3 separate regions of the Homo sapiens genome follow, and regions 1 and 3 are each linked to region 2. A link is an interaction called in ENCODE POLR2A ChIA-PET data of the cell type or tissue named here. Cell type or tissue: IMR-90. All regions are shown on one strand. Each heading gives the region's core, and the rest is flanking DNA. Links, peaks and the distances in the headings are about the cores only.

Region 1 (5,624 bases), core at 189-5,188, 150 kb after region 2:
AAGGTGAAAGCAGAATCCAAAGAGGTTTTTAGTTGAAGGTCGACCCTCCTTTTGCTTTCCAGAAGAAAATAATTCATAGTATCATATTAATAAGTAAACTTTTTCTAATTCAGTCTAGACGCTGTTAGCTAGAAGAACCAGGCAAACGATGTAGCTATTTTTTTTGTTATTATTATTATTATTTTTTCGAGATGGAGTCTTGCTCTGTCGCGCAGGCTGGAGTGCAGTGGCGCGATCTTGGCTCACTGCAACCTCCACCTCCTGGGTTTAAGCAATTCTCCTGCTTCAGCCTCCCGAGTAGCTGGGATCACAGGTGTGCGCCACCATGCCCAGCTCATTTTTGTAATTTTAGTAGAGACAGGCTTTCACCATGTTGGTCAGGCTGGTCTCGAACTCCAGACCTCGTGATCCGCCCACCTTGGCCTCCCAAAGTGCTGAGATTATAGGCGTATGCCACCACTCCGAACAATCTTAACATTCTGAGTTTGATCTGCTTAGTGGCTACTGAAATTTTACCTCTATGGAAACTAAAAGATGATCCCAGCTTTGACTGTGTGTTTTTTCCCCCTCCCTCCTCTTTTGGTCGTTATTGGTTTTCTGGTTCTGGGTAAGGAGGGTGTGATATAGATTCATGTATTGACTCATTAAGGCTAAAATGAATGTAGACAAGCTTACTTTTCCTCACTGCTTTCCAGTGGTTGTTAGTTTAAAATCCAAAACCGAAAGAAAAACCTACAGGGACACGAATGTACTTGATTTTGTTATTGCTTGCTGTTGCTTCACCTTTCCTTCCATATCTTGCTCTCATGCTTTCTAACGCCTAAGCAGAATGTATCATCAGAGCGCCGAGGAGAGTGGGAAATTCAGCCCAGCCGGCAGACCAATACCTCATACCTAACGTCTCACTTGGCTGCAGACCGCCATGGGGGATCAGTGCAGGTATTTACTGCCTTTATTGCCTTTTCCTGGCCTTTCCAGCTTGGCTGGTGGAATGTTGGCTTGCTTCTGAACCTTCGGCAGCCTTAGAAAGGAAGCTTACAGGAAGGGCTAATTGAATATCTCTGTAGATTTTCTGTCTAGGTGGACTTGGGTAAGAGTCGCTTGTTAAAATGATTACTTCCTGTTGTCATTGACTAAGAAACATCTATATGATTTCTGATACTGATTTCTGGTTAACCTAGTCCTACCACCTTGATGCATTCATGATAAACCATAAAAATAACATCAAGGTAGGATTGTGTTAGTGTCAAGTCTGTGAATTGTAAAGACCTGAAACTTACAAGTATTTTTTGAATAGAGGACTAAAGGACTGCATATGTTGCTCATTCCATGATATGTGCCTTAACGCATAAGCTGAGAATGTTAATTTGTATAAGTCATCTGTTTCTGAGTGGGTACCCAGGAAGTTGGGCTGTTTCCTTTTTTCTCCCTGGAATCAATGTGATCTTAAGAAAATTATTTCTGATTTCATTTGGGCTATTCTGAATCTCTTTTTTCTGTTTAGTACTAGAACATCTGGTATCTCTTAACTTGTCTTACATGTGAATGTTTTTAATAATCTTAGCCTCAATATTGTTCTCATACTGGTAAGTGACACCATCAGTTGGGACACACAGTGAACTCAGAGCTGTCAAACATAAATTCTTATAAAGGTGCAGACAGGTTTGTACATGTAGAAATGCATCTTGGTAGCCTTGATCATCTAGGATATGCTGTTACAAGGAGTGATTCATGGAAAGATCTTAATCACAGCTTGAAAGACAGTTTTGGCCCTATAGAAAACCACATAGGATCATATAGGTTAAAATGATGGATTGAGGCTGGGCGTGGTAGCTCCTGTAATCACAGCACTTTGGGAGGCCAAAGCAGGTGGATCACTTGAAGTCAGGAGTTCAAGACTAGCCTGGCCAACATGGTGAAACCCCATCTGTACTATAAATACAAAAAAAAAAAAATTAGCCAGGCCCGGTGGCGCATACCTGTAATCCTAGCTACTCAGGAGGCTGAGGTGGGAGGATTGCCTGAATCTGGGAGGCAGAAGTTGCAGTGAGCCGAGATCATGCCACTGCATACTCTAGCCTGGGTGACAGAATGAGGCTCCATCCCCCCCAAAAAAAACCATGATGGATTGGACAAGACTGAGCAACAAAGGGAGAGCTCATCTCTACAGAAAGTTAAAAAATTAGCTAGGATGGCCAGGCGTGGTGGCTCGCACCTATAATCCCAGCACTTTGGGAGCCCAAGGTGGGCAGATCACAAGGTCAAGTGATTGAGACCATCCTGGCCAACATGGTGAAACCCCGTCTCTACTAAAAATACAAAAATTAGCTGGGCATGGTGGCGCATGCCTATAGTTCCAGCTACTCAGGAGGCTGAGGCAGGAGAACGCTTGAACCTGGGAGGCAGAGGTTGCAGTGAGCCGAGATCACGCCATTGCACTCCAGCCTGGGTGATGGACTGAGATTCCGTCTCAAAAAAAAAGAGAAAAAAATCATTGCTCTTAGGAGCCAGGCACAGTGGCTAACACCGATAATTCCAGCATTTTGAGAAGCCTAGGCAGGAGGATCACTTGAGGCCAGGAGTTCTTGACCATCCTGGCAATATAGCAAGATATTGTCTCTACACAAAACAGAAAAATTGGCTAGGTGTGGTGCTATGTGCCTATAGTCCTGGCTGCCAGGAAGGCTTAGGCGGGAGGATCGCTTGAGCCCAGGAGTTTGAGGCTGCAGTGAGCCATGATCGTACCACTGCATTTCAGCCTGGGTGACAGAGCAAGACCCTGTCTCTTTAAAACAAAACAAAACAAAACAAAACAAAAAACTCAATTTTATTTCTCAGGCACACTTTCTTGTGAAGCCACATGAGGATGTGTGTTATCAGAATTAATAGAACAAGAGAGTAGCAGCTGTGTGCAATAGCTCATGCCTGTAATCCCAGCACTTTGGGAGGCCGAGGTGAGCAGATCACAAGGTCAGGAGTTCAAGACCAGCCTGGCCACTATGGTGAAACTCCATCTCTACTAAAAAGTAATTTTAAAAAATTAGCTGGGCGTGGTGGTGGGTACCTGTAGTCCCAGCTACTTGGGAGGCTGAGGCAGGAGAATCACTTAAACTCGGGAGGCAGAAGTTGCAGTGAGCTGAGATTGCGCCCCTGCACTCCAGCCTGGGCGACACAACAAGACTCTATCTCAAAAAAAATAAAAAGAAAGGAATATCTGGGATCCAGGAAACCAGAGATCCAGCACAGGAAAGAAACAAAGGGAATCCCTAATATAATAATAAAGTTAGGAGATCCTGGGATCTGTACACCAATAGAAGAGAGCAGCTTGTTCAAAACAGAGCTGCAAGAGCAGCTCTTTGGTATTTTCCTTTTTAACATTATGGTTTATCCTTGTCTTTTTATAATTACAAAATAAGCATATTTCTTTTTCTCTCTTTTTTTTTTTTTTTTTCGAGATGGAGTCTGGCTCTGTCATCCAGGCTGGAGTGCAGTAGCGCGATCTTGGCTTACTGCAACTGCTGTTTCCCGGGTTCAAGCGATTCTCCTGTCAGCCTCTAGAGCAGCTGGGATTACAGGCACGTGCCACCACACCCAGCTAATTTTTGGATATTTAGTAGAGATGGGTTTTTGCCATGTCATCCAGGCTGGTCTCAAACTCCTGACCTCAAGTGATCCACCTGCCTTGGCCTCGCAAAGTCCTGGGATTACAGATGTGAGCCACCGTGCCTGGCCTCGTAAAGTGTCCTTTAGAAATGGATCCAACTGAGGTGTCTTTGGCAACTCTTTTGAAACATGCAACTTCCTCTACTCCCTATAAACTAAGTTTTACCAGCTTCCTTGGCACTTAGATAGAGGACAGGCAGTTACACCATTTACCTAATACTATGTTCAGCTCTGCTGCTCCTCATTACTTTGGCCTCTTTGGGCTGACACTGTTTTTAGCATACCTTTTGCAAACCAGATTAACAATACTTTCCTAACACAACAGATGTCCACATATTTCTGAGTTGTCTCACTTGCCAGAGGTAATGTAGTAAAATCATGTTTGGCCTAACCTGGGTGACTTGCAGACACCATGACCCTGGGAGGGAGTGCAGAATCTAAGACAAGAAAAGTTTGCTCTGATAAGGCACATGAAGGCTCCTGTTCCAACATATTTAATGGGCAGACCCCCATGGTTCTCATCCTTCCAGTATTTCCACAGATCTTTTATGTGTGGAAGGCCTAAATGCAAGAAGATAATATATTTTCCCTTTCAAAAAGATTCCTCTAAAGTTGTCTGAATTAAAATGTTTAGGGAGCTTTTAGAAATGTTCAGGACCAAGTAAGGACATAAGACTTAGAATGACACATGAGTTGAAGTACTGTTTCCTTTGGTACACAGCTCTGATTTCTCCTCACAGTGACATTTTGAGAAATGAAACTAATAACCCAAATTATTGAGACTCCTAAAAGGGATATTACCAGGTCTGAACGTCAAAACAGTCCTTCATCTTAGTCTTTCTCATGAGTAATGCTTTAAGATATTAATTGGTCTTGTTTGGTATAGCCAGAGTAATGAGCGATTAATTTTAATAGTGATTAAAGCAAAATAAATGTCTATTTGAAGTATGCAAATCTTTTTTTTTTTTTTTTTTGAGACAGAGTTTCGCATTGTTGTCCAGGCTGGGGTGCAGTGGCATGATCTTGGCTCACTACAACGTCCGCCTCCCAGGTTCAAGCAATTCTTGTGCCTCAGCCTCCTGAGTAGCTGGGATTACAGGCGCCCGCCACCACGCCCAGCTGATTTTTTGTATTTTAATAGAGACGGGGTTTCACCATGTTGTCCAGGCTGGTCTCGAACTGCTGAGCTCAGGCAATCCACCTGTCTCGGCCTCCCAAAGTGCTAGGATTACAGGCACGAGCCACCGTGCCTGGCCGCAAATAAAGCTTTTTATAATGAAGCTTATTTTTTATTATCTTTTATAATGACATTATACTAAAAATTTATTTATTTATTTATTTATTTTTTGAGACGAAGTCTCGCTCTGTCACCCAGGCTGGAGTGCAGTGGCATGATCTCTGCTCACTGCAAGCTACGCCTCCCAGGTTCACACCATTCTCCTGCCTCAGCCTCCCGAGTAGCTGGGACTACAGACGTGTGCCACCATGCCCGGCTAATTTTTTGTATTTTTAGTAGAGACGGAGTTTCACCGTGTTAGTCAGGATGGTCTTAATCTCCTGACCTCGTGATCCGCCCACCTCGGCCTCCCAAAATGCTGGGATTACAGGCGTGAGCCACTGCACCCGGCCATAAAGTTATACTAAAAATTTAATAGAAAAAAAATACCAGCCAGATCACTTGGGGTCAGGAGTTCAAGACCAGCCTGGCCAATATGGTGAAACCCCATTTCTACTAAAAAATACAAAAATTAGCCAGATGTGGTGGTGCATACCTGTAGTCCCAGCTACTCGGGAGGCTGAGGCAGGAGAATCGCTTGAACTCGGGAGGTAGAGGTTGCAGTGAGCCAAGATCACGCCACTGCACTGCAGCCTGGGCAACAGAGCGAGATTCCATCTCCAAAAAAAAAAAAAAGAAAAACATAAAGATAATATTGTTTAAAATGTCAGTAATTTGTTATTCA
Region 2 (5,624 bases), core at 244-5,243:
GCGCCACTGCAGTCCGCAGTCCGGCCTGGGCGACAGAGCGAGACTCCGTCTCAAAAAAAAAAAAAAAAAAAAAAAAAAAGATAAAAATTAGCTGGACGTGGTGGTGTTTTTGAGACAGTGCCTCACTCTATTGCCCAGGTTGGAGTGCCGTGGTGTGATCATGGCTCACTGCAGTACCAACTACCCAGGCTTTAAGTGATCCTCCCACCTCAGCCTCCTAAGTAGCTGAGACCACAGGCACACACCACCATGCCTGGCTAATTTTTAAAAAACTATCTGTAGAGACAGGATTTTGCCATATTGCCCAGTCTGGTCTTGAGCTCCTGGGCTCAAGTGATCCTCTGGCCTCGGCCCCCCAAAGTGCTGGGATTACAGGCATGAGCCAACATACATGACCTTAAAGTGGTTTCACAGAAGTTCTACCTAGCAACTTCATTAGCCCTTTGCTGCAAGGTAATTAGGCTGCCCAGAATAAAACTGGACTTTACTGAGGGAGTGGTGATTCTGGGAAAGCCACCTGCAGTCTCTACCACATCATATAACAATAAAAGGTTTAGTTTACCAGGAAGATACTAGAATTCTGTTACTTATACCAGATAATACAGGTTCAACATACATAAACCTACATAACAACTACAAGGAGAAATTTATAAATTCACCATTATATTAGAATAGATGTTTTTGACATTAAAACAATACTTCCTGCCAGCAGAGATGTGCTAAAGAAAAAAAAATCATTAAAACAACACAACAAGACAGAGCTATTGGGTGAATATAGAACATTGTACTCAAGTTTTAAAGAATTAGTTTCATACAGTTACTACTATTTGCAGATATAGTTACTTTGTGGAATCCAAAATTTCTGTAATGCGAGAGGTAACAACCTTCAAAGTAGCCCTGAAAATCTCAACAAATTCAAAGAATATGTATTCTATAGACCAAACCTTCGATGACAGTGCAAACTAAATTAGGACTCAGTTTTTTAAAAAAATGACCTTTAAAAATGTTTGGAAATTTAAAAGAACACATCTAAATAACTCTTGAGGTTACAAAAGAAATAATGATAGAGGTTTACCAATGCATAACACTGAATGTTAATTAAAAAAACAACATCAAAATTGATGGATGCAACTTAGTGGTTCTTGGGCATAGCATATAGTCAAGTTTCATAAATACTCTGTGAGAGTTTGAAAAGACCATTCTCTAGTTGAGGGCAGTGGTATTAATAGAGGAAAAGAGCCTCAGAAATTGAGAACTGTCAGTCACTCCTCTTGATTTAATATTCGTATTTAAGGCCTTGTGCAATTTGTCCTCTGACAGTTGTCAGTGGGCACTACTGCTCCTCCTGTTTCTTTTGCTTTAATCTTAATTACATAATTAAAGTTCTCTTATTAGACACTAGTGGTTCTAAAATGTTAGCATGTATTGGAATTTTCTGGAGGGTTTGTTAAAACACAGATTGCTGGCTGGGCTCATGTCTGTAATCCCAGCACTTTGGGAGGCCGAGGCGGGTGGATCACCTGAGGTCAGGAGTTTGAGACCAGCTGGGCCAACATGGCGAATCCCTGTCTCTACTAAAAATACAGAAATTAGCCGGGCGTGGTGGTGGGTGCCTGTAATCCCAGCTACTTGGGAGGCTGAGGCAGGAGAATCGCTTGAACCTGGGAGGCAGAGGTTGCAGTGAGCGGAGATTGTGCCACTGCACTCCCCCTTGGGCGAGAGAGTGAGACTCTACCTCAAAACAACAACAACAATAACAACAAAAAACAAAAAAACACAGATTGCTGGTCCTCACCCCCTGAATTTCTGATTCAGCTCATCTGGGGTAGGGCCTCCAAATTTCCATTTTCAGCAGATTTGCAGATGATGTTCATGCTGGTGACCTAGGGACAATGCTTTGAGAATCACTGTACTAGAGATTACATTCACTTGACTGTATCCCTTGTAACTGCTAATTCTTTTCCTGTAGCCCCTTTTCTCTCCTCCTTAACTTTTTCCCTTCAGAATCCTGCACTTTAACTCTCCCCTTTTCTTGGAAGTACTTTTTTTTTGAGATGGAGTTTCGCTCTTGTTGCCCAGGCTGTAGTGCAGTGGCGTGATCTTGGCTCACTGCTATCTCCACCTCCTGGGTCCAAGCCATTCTTCTGCCTCAGCCTCTCAAGTAGCTGTGATTACAGGCATGCAGCACCATCCTTGGCTAATTTTGTATTTTTAGTAGAGACGGGGTTTCACCATGTTGGTCAGGCTGGTCTCGAACTCCCAACTTCAGGTGATCCACCAGCTTCCACCTCCCAAAGTGCTGGGATTACAGGTGTAAGCTATCGCGCCCGGCCAGAAGTGTTTTTTTTTTTTTTTTTTTTTTTTTTTTGAGACCGAGTTTCACTCTTGTTGCCCAGGCTGGAGTGCAGTGGCACGATCTCAGCTCACCACAACCTGCACCTCCTAGGTTCAAGCGATTCTCCTGCCTCAGCTTCCTGCGTAGCTGGGATTATAGACATGTACCACCACACCCAGCTAATTTTGTATTTTTAGTAGAGATGGGAGTTTCTCTGTGTTGGTCAGGCTAGTCTCGAACTCCTGACCTCAGGTGATCTGCCTGTCTTGGCCTCCCAATGTGCTGGGATTACAGGTGTGAGCCACCGCGCCGGGCTCAAGTGTTTTTAACCATCAAGTTGTTAGATGTCCCATGCCTATGCTTACTTAGAAAATGGTTCTTGCACATCTATAGAAGTCCTAATCTTGCTATCATACTAAATATCACTTCACATCCATTAAGATAGCTATTAAAATACACACACAGAAAGTAAAAAAGTAGTGAGGATGTGGAGAAATTGGAACTCTATTTATTGCTGGTGGGAATATAAAATGCCGCAGCCATTGTGGAAAACAGCTTGGCAGTTTCTCGAAAGGTTACACATAGGACTACCATATAGACCCAGCAGTCCTCTCTTAGGCATATATCTAAAAGAATCAAAAACAGGGTTTGAAACAGATGTTTGTACAGTACCTTTATAACAGCATTCATAATAGCCAACCAAGCGCCTGTTGACAGATGAGTGCATAAACAATATGTAGTATATACATACAAAGGAAGGAAATTCTGACACATGCTATGACGTGGGTAAACTTTGAAAACATGCTTAGTATAATAAGTCAGACACAGGACAAATATTGCATGATTTCACTTATGAGCTACCTAGGATAGACAAATTCAAAGACAAAGTAGAATAGAGGTTATCAGGGGCTGATGGGGCAGAGAAAAGCAGAGCTATTGTTTAATGGGTACAGAATTAATGTTGAGGATAATGAGAATATTTTGGGTATAGATACTGGAGACTGTTACACAATATTGTGAGTGTGTTTTCATGCCACTGAATTGTACATTTACAAAAGGTTAAATTATAAATATTATATATATTTTATCACAGTAAAAAACAAAGCCAGGTGGGTTCACATCTGTAATCCCAGAGCTTTGGGAAGCTGAGGTGGGAGGATTACTTGAGGCTAAGAGTTTGAGACCGGCCTAGGCAACATAATGAGACCCATTCTACAAAAAATAAAATAGGCATGGTGGTACCTGTAGTCCTAGCTGTTCGGGAGGCTGAAGTGGTAGAATAGCTTGAACCCAGGAGTTCGAGGCTGCAGTGAGCTATCATGGTACGACTGCATTTCAGCCTGGGTGGCAGAGCAAGATTCTGTCTCTTAAAACAGACAAAAATGTTAGTATATTACTGGAAAAACTTATTAGAAGTCTTTTTTGGTGATGAAGTTTCACTCTCATTTTTTTGTCATATGTTTCTATGAGTTCTGCTTGCTTTTGTTTTTTTGTTTTGTTTTGTTTGAGACGGAGTCTCGCTCTGTTGCCCAGGCTGGCATACAGTGGCAAGATCTCAGCTCACAGCAACCTCCACCTCCCAGGTTCAAGCGATTCTCCTGCCTCAGCCTCCTGAGTAGCTGGGATTACAGGTGCCTGCCACTGCGCCTGGATAATTTTTGTATTTTTAGTAGAGATGGGGTTTCACCATGTTGGCCAGGCTGGTCTTGAACTCCTGACCTCAGGTGATTTACCCGTCTTGGCCTCCTGAAGTGCTGGGATTACAGGTGTGAGCCACTGCGCCCGGCCGAGTTCTGCTTTTTTCAAAATAACAAGCATGTGTTTCTGAATCAGAAAAAAGTAAATAATACGTTAAAAAGACATATGTGAATATTTATAAAATATGTTTATGTGAAGGATTTTCTGTAATGTAAATCTCACTAGTGAAAATTTTTATATTACTTGAGTAGATGATTTTTCCATAGAATCGTGACTAAAACTGAGTTTTCCATGAACTGTTACTAACCTGTAAACTTCCTCTCTAATGAAAGTTATATTTTCCTTGGTTATAGATGCTTTCTAGTTTGTTATATCTATGTCAGTTATTTTGAATCTCTTACATTTTCAGATCAAAAATTAATTATTATTGTTATTTTTTTGTTTGAGATGGAGTCTTTCTAAGTTGCCCAGGCTGGTCATGAACTCCTGGGCTCAAAGTGATCCTCCCACCTCAGTCTCTTGAGTAGCTGGGATTATAGGCACATAGCACAGGACCTGCCAAAATTATTATTTAAATTTATCAATTAAGCATGTTCAGTGACATAGGTAAGTATTGAGTGCAGGTAGCATTTATGCTGACTTCAGTAGAATTCCTGGGCTTTAAAACAAATAAGAAAGGAAGAAAGGAAGTATGTAGAGTGTGGCTTATACACTTTGAGGACATTGTGGTTTTGCTTTGTAATTTTCTTGTGAATAGAATAAGGAGTGAAATGAGAGAGATCGAATCTAGTTAATCAAGATAATTTGTCAAGTAAATTTCAGTTACTTGAAAACAGTCAATTCAATTTTACATTTGTTTACTCTGTTTTGGGCATGGTGCTTTGAACGGTTTAGGTACGTAAGTCAGAGAGCAGTCCCTAGTCGCATAGAGTTCCATAGAATAGTTTGGTAGGCAGATAGGTAAAAAATAGCCACATAAATCGATAGATGGATATATGAATTAAGATGAATATTATTCATTCATGCTCCATAAATTTATTGAGCAACTGTTATACTATGTGTTAGGCCTAGTGTAGGTACTGGGGGTATAGTGACAAACAGGAAATATTTGTGCTTGCATTGAAAAAGATTACTGGGATGTTGCAGGTAAATTTTATTTTCTCCTTATTCTTAGGTTTTTGAAATGAAATGACTAGGACAATACAGGAACAACAGCAAGAATTTGTTGACTTTCATCCTTAGAGAACTCAAGTGAGGATGTAGCTTGTATGACAGTCTAGTATTTTCTTGATCAACAGAAAAGGTTGAAATTCTAATTGTTTCCATCAACATTAGAATGATTCTTTACTACTAAGCTTGTGATAGGGTTTTTAAAAAATAATAATTGTTAAAGTTGGTTATTAAAGCTTAAAATTCAAATCATCAATCACAAAGTAAATATTCATGAAAGAAATATACTGATTCTTTAGGAGGTAGATAGTGATGAGGCAGTTAATGGAAAAATCAAGTCAGTAATTTCTTGGGACAATCATCAAGGCTGCCTTTTTGTGTTTCTATAGGCAGTCATGGTGACTGACTTTGTTACCAAAGT
Region 3 (5,624 bases), core at 189-5,188, 140 kb after region 2:
ACCTCCCGGGTTCGAGCAACTCTCCTGCCTCAGCCTCCCGAGTAGCTGGGACTGCAGGCGCACGCCACCACACCTGCATAATGTTTTGTATTTTAGTAGAGACAGGGTTTCACTGTCTCCCAGGCTGGTTGCGAACTCCTGAGCTCAGGCAATCCGCCCGCCTCGGCCTCCCAAAATGCTGGGATTACAGGCATGAGCCACCGCGCCCGTCCTAGACTATCTTAAAATATGTGTTTCCTTTACTTTCCTGCTTCAGTGAATTTATAACCAATGCTGTGGTTTTGCATGGATTTTTAAAGTATGAGGAAAAGAGATGATTGAAAACTTCGGTTGTCAGGGTAAAAACTGAGTAGTGAATTTCAATGTACTTTTAAATGAAAAGTCTCTGACCACAGTATATAATTATTTAGGAAAATCTCATCTGTATTTAACTACTATGCTTATTTTTGAAAAGTTGAATCTTGAATATCTCTCTTTGATATATATTTTTTTCTCTTTTTCTTTTCTTTTTCTTTTTTTTTTTTTTTTTTTTTTGAGAAAAGATTTCACTCTGTTGCCCAGGCTGGAGCACAGTGGCACAATCACAGCTCACTGCAGCCTCAACTTCCTGGGCTAAAGTGATCCTTCCACCTTAGCCTCCTGAGTAGCTGGGACTACAGGCACACGCCACCACGCCCAGCTAATTTTTTTTTTTTTTTCGTATTTTCTGTAGAGACAGTTTCACTGTGTTTCTCAGGCTGTTCTCAAATTCCTGGGTTCAAGCAATCTGCCCACCTCTGCCTCCCAAAATGCTGGGAGCCACTATGCCTGGCCCTATTTTTTTAATTTTAGAGTTTTTAGTATCCTGTGGCTGCTAAGAGATTGGAATTCCTTCACGTTGATGTAAATGTTATAACGCCTTCCCACCAGGATTCTGAATCCTTGCTGGGTAAAATTCTTTCTGCACTATGCACTCTGGGTAATGGATTTCTAGTGTCTGTTCAACCTTTGGTCTATGTTAATATTACATTTCTTCTATCTTTAGGATTGTTTTCTTATGCCCTTTTTTTTTTTTTAAGAAAATTTGCAGCCAAATCTCTCTCTTATTACTCTAAGAATTGAAAACAAGATGATTTTCTAGACTAATTCCTTTCAAGTTTTGAAATTAGCAAAAGAAAAATACAGTTTCTCCTTGAGCGAGATTGACAGGTATTGACTTTAGGAACAGCTAACCTTTCATCAGCAACTTTGACTCAGTAAATCTGAGCTGAGGACCTGCTATGTGAAACTGTATCCTGTGGGCCAGGGAAGGTGGCTCACACGTGTAATCCCAGCACTTTGGAAGGCTGAGGCGGGTGGATAACTTGAGGCCAGGAGTTCGAGACCAGCCTGGCCAACATGGTGAAACCCCATCTCTACTAAAAATACAAAAATTAGCTGGGTGTGGTGGTGGGCGCCTGTAATCTCAGTTACTTGGGAGGCTGAGGCAGGAGAATTGCTTGAACCTGGGAGGCGGAGGTTGTGCAGTGAGCCAGTGCACATGAGACTGTGCCACTGCACTCCAGCCGGGGCAGCAGAGACTTTGTTTCAAAAAAAAAAAAAAAAAAAAAAAAGTATATCCTGTGGATACCAAGTAGGGAGTCCTTGTCCTCAAAGAGCTGACAAGTAGATAAGCCAAATGGACAGATAACTATAACACAAGGCAGAACAGATAAGCATCCCAAGTTGCAAATTATTATCATCTGGGTTTGGAAGAAGAAATTTCATCTAGTCTGAGCAAGACAAATAATTTGATGAGAGAAGCTGCATTTGACATGCTTTTAGCAGAATTAAATGAGATGGAAGAGGCATTCCAAGCAGAAGAATATATGATCAACAACAAATGTTTTATCTAGTTCAGTTTTCTAAAATATATGATGCGAGTAAAGGAGTCCTAGGAGACAAGGCTAGGAAAGTAGGTTGAAACCATTTGGTGAAGCTCCTGGAATGCTGGGCTGGCGAGTTGGTGCTTATTTTAAGTAGGAATAGGGACTAAAGATTTTTAAGCAAAGGAGTGATATGATTAAAACTCTGCTTTTGAAATCTTTTGGCACAGAATGTGGTACTAGTCTGGCAGCAAACATGGAAATCATTAAGCAGGCAGTGAATTCCCTTGAGATGTAGAGGGAGTCTAGATGGGTTATAGTAGGGCAAATGAAACAGAATTGAACAATGCTACAGTGATATAATCTACCAGAATTGGCAGCCCACATGAATGTCAGGATTAAGGGAGAAGGAAGAGTCAAAGCTGTTGCAGAGATCTTGAGCCTGGATAATTAGGAGGCATGTGGTACTATTACTAGAGATGGCAAAGTTGGGGGAGGAACTTGTTTGGAATTTGAATTTAGGCATCTTGAGTTTGAAATACTAGCAATGTATTCCACCTGAAGAGGTCTAGCAGGCAGAGGATGGTTCTCCAGAGACAACTAGAGAGATATTTGGGAGTCAAGGCATAGAGATGACATTGATGATAATGCCTAAAGAGTCTCCTTATTCTGGGAAATCTGAGCCTAGGGCTCAACAAACTGTTTAGTCTCATACTTACAGTAGAAGGAGAAAGAAGAGCTCAGACCTTGGTTTTATCTTATCCCAAAACTTTGGCCATAGGACATTTAACCTATTTAGGGTGTCAGCATTCTCAAATTGGAGCCTTGTAAGAGCAGAGGTTTTTGTTGTTTTGTTCACTGCTTTAATTAACCCTAACACCCAAACCAATGTTTAGAATAGTGGGCACTTGATGCATACTTGTTTGAATGAATGAGTGAATGAATGAATCTGCCAAATGAAGGGTGCAGATGTAAATAGATATTTTTTTATAGCATAGATTTTTATTTAACCTTTATTGAAAAATAAATTTTAAGCTTTTCTTCCTACTCGTTTTTGTTTCCACAAAGAGCCATTTTGCCTCTGTTTGGCAGCTAGAGTAGGGCTGGATTGTCTGCTCAAGGGGAGGGGTGTTTAAAAAAAAAAAACACACACAGAGCAGTCTTTTGCAGCAAAGAAAGTTCAGGTGATTGCTGGGCATGGTGGCTCCCGCCTGTAATCTCAACACTTTGGGAGGCCGAGGCGGGCGGATCACCTGAGGTCGAGAGTTCGAGACCAGCCTGACCAACATGGAGAAACCCCATCTCTACTAAAAAATACAAAATTAGCCCGGCATGGTGGTGCCCGCCTGTAATCCCAGCTACTTGGGAGGCTAAGGCAGAAGAATCACTTGAACCCGGGAGGCAGAGTTTGTGGTGAGCCGAGATCGTGCCATTGCACTCCAGCCTGGGGGACAAAAGTGAAACCCGTCTCAAAAAAAAAAAAAAGTTCAGGTGATCTTATTAGTTCTTTTCCATCACAACAAGAATCCTATTTTCCTTGTATTCTGGGAAAATTTTGCTTTGCTTGTTTAGATTTTAGGTATATTGAATTGAGTACTGTTTGGTTTATCTATATACAATAATAAATCCCAAATATGGTTCCTAAAGGACTGCATTTAAACTCACATATATTGGATCTGCCTTTTAAAACTATCTTTATTCCAAGCACTTCTTTTTTTTTAATAGAGATGGGATCTCACTCCACCTCTCAGGATAGAGTGTAGTGGCGTGATCACAGCTCACAGCAACCTTGACCTCCTGGGCTCAAGCAATCCTCCCACCCCAGCCTCCCAAACAGCTGGGACTATGGGCGTGAGCCACCACACCTGACTAATGTTTATTTATTTTTTGTAGAGACAGGGCCTCCTGGTCTCAAACTCCTGGGCTCAAGTGATCCTTCTGCCTCAGCCTCCCAAGTAACGGGGATTACAAGTGTGAGCTACCATGCCTGGCCAAGCACAATTTTTTTGAACATAAATTTTACCTAACTAGAGAACTATAATTAAACTATGAATTTGGATAGAATAAACGTTCCTAAAAGCTAGATCCATTCAGAAAGATCCCAGTTGAGTTAGTCTTTCCATCATTTTATACTTCGTGTTTGTCCTTTCCCAGTACCAAAAGTTGTAAATCTTGCCATGGGTCTGATTCCTCTCTAAAGAACTGCGTATTACAATCCGGCAGAAAGGGGATGAAAACCTTAATAGTTCTGCCTGCTTGCTTCTACCTGGCAAAACGTCCTTTGCATTATCTGATCAAATTCAATCAGGAAGTAAGTCCTGCCGGTATCCACAGATCTGATATTAGAGTACAACATATTGTACTGTCATAGGTTTTATTCAGTGTGCTTGTTCAACACAGTAAATGTAGACTGTTGCATTGACTACTATGTGCATGCAGCAGCACTCTTCCTGCCCTTTCAGTACTTTAAATCCAAGCTTGTGACAATCCTTACGTAAATGCTACATAAACATTACACCGCAATGGTTCAGGAGTTATGATAGCGTCTCCTTTTTCTCTGGCTGACCTCTTTTATTATGGTGGGTTTTGTTGTGGGTATGTGAAAAAGAAGGGCTACTTAGTAACTAGCAGGTTAGAGGAACAGATCCCATTTTGACAGTGGAGAGAGTCATATTGACTATTAAAAGCTTTTAAATGGTAACAGACATGGTATCCTACCCCAAAATGTCACTTACTCTTTTTTGTGTTTTTGTATGTGTAGCATAGGTGTTTTGTTTTGTTTTGTTTTCATTCGCCATGTGAAAAGAGATGCGTAGCATATGTTTAAGGGAAAGAATTTATTCTTTGTAATTTTGTACTAGGTGGACTGTTCCCTTGCAAATTCTCCAATTTGACTAGGAAAATATGAATCAAAGATCAGTAAAGGTAATCTCTCATCCTTCCAAAAGAACCATATTTAAACTAACTCAATACCTTATAATACACGGAAAAATAAACGCAGAATTTAAGAGTCAAATCATGTGAGGTCTGAAGAAGATATGCCTCCAGTAAAAGAGTGTTTTGGATTTGTTTGTATCTAGACTGTAAGGGAATACATTTAAAGGACATAAAGCCTTAGAAAAATATATTGTGGCTGGCTGGGGTCGGTGGCTCACACCTGCACTTTGGGAAGCTAAGGCGGTGGATCACCTGAGGCCAGGAGTTCAAAACCGGCCTGACCAACATGGTGAAACCCTGTCTCTACTAAAAATACAAAATTAGCTGGGCATGGTGGCTCATGCCTGTAATCCCAGCTACTTGGGAGGCTGAGGTAGGAGAATCGCTTGACCCAGGAGTCAGAGTTTGCAGTGAGCCGAGATCGCACCACTGCACTCCAGCCTGGGCAATAAGAGCAAAACTCTGTCTCAAAAAAAAAAAAAAAAAGAAAAGAAAAGAAAAGAAGAGAAAAAGAAAAATATATTGTGGCTTTGTGCTGTTATGCTTAGTGACTACAGCTTGTTATGAGCATAATTTTTCTAAAGGAAACATTAGGCCACATTGCTAAATAGGCAAGGTAGTCAGTTATCTTCATAAAATGAATACCTTAAAAAAAAAAAAAGCTGATATAGTTATTTGTTTCTGTCTTTTTACAGAGTACTGTTTAGTTCTGACCGAGGCTCAGGGTTTGCTAGTTGAAGGGGCTAAGTTTGCGCAGAGATAATCTGCCTCCTTGTGACCTGCGTGCAGTTTCCTAACATGCTGCCTGCCATCCAGTAGGAGCACAGACAGAGATTGCACACT

Evidence for each region. Peaks named below come from ENCODE experiments on the same cell type or tissue, not always from the same donor. Only the 100,000 strongest peaks of a DNase experiment are listed, where the experiment ranks them.
Region 1: POLR2A ChIA-PET joins it to region 2 with 7 read pairs; 5 of 35 experiments call an interaction of 5 or more read pairs at or near these places.
Region 3: POLR2A ChIA-PET joins it to region 2 with 5 read pairs; 6 of 35 experiments call an interaction of 5 or more read pairs at or near these places.

Annotation. Positions count from the first base shown.
Region 1 is chr15:64,183,690-64,189,313 of GRCh38, reverse strand. All of the region lies in intron 10 of CSNK1G1 (casein kinase 1 gamma 1), which reads left to right. Among named protein-coding and RNA genes, the nearest start is that of PPIB, 23 kb to the right of the region's middle. In IMR-90, for the core only: no CTCF peak of the experiment used is centred there; no DNase peak of the experiment used is centred there.
Region 2 is chr15:64,335,445-64,341,068 of GRCh38, reverse strand. All of the region lies in intron 1 of CSNK1G1 (casein kinase 1 gamma 1), which reads left to right. Among named protein-coding and RNA genes, the nearest start is that of CSNK1G1, 18 kb to the left of the region's middle. In IMR-90, for the core only: no CTCF peak of the experiment used is centred there; a DNase peak (open chromatin) is centred at 3,108; H3K27ac peaks cover 167 bases.
Region 3 is chr15:64,194,161-64,199,784 of GRCh38, reverse strand. All of the region lies in intron 10 of CSNK1G1 (casein kinase 1 gamma 1), which reads left to right. Among named protein-coding and RNA genes, the nearest start is that of PPIB, 34 kb to the right of the region's middle. In IMR-90, for the core only: no CTCF peak of the experiment used is centred there; no DNase peak of the experiment used is centred there.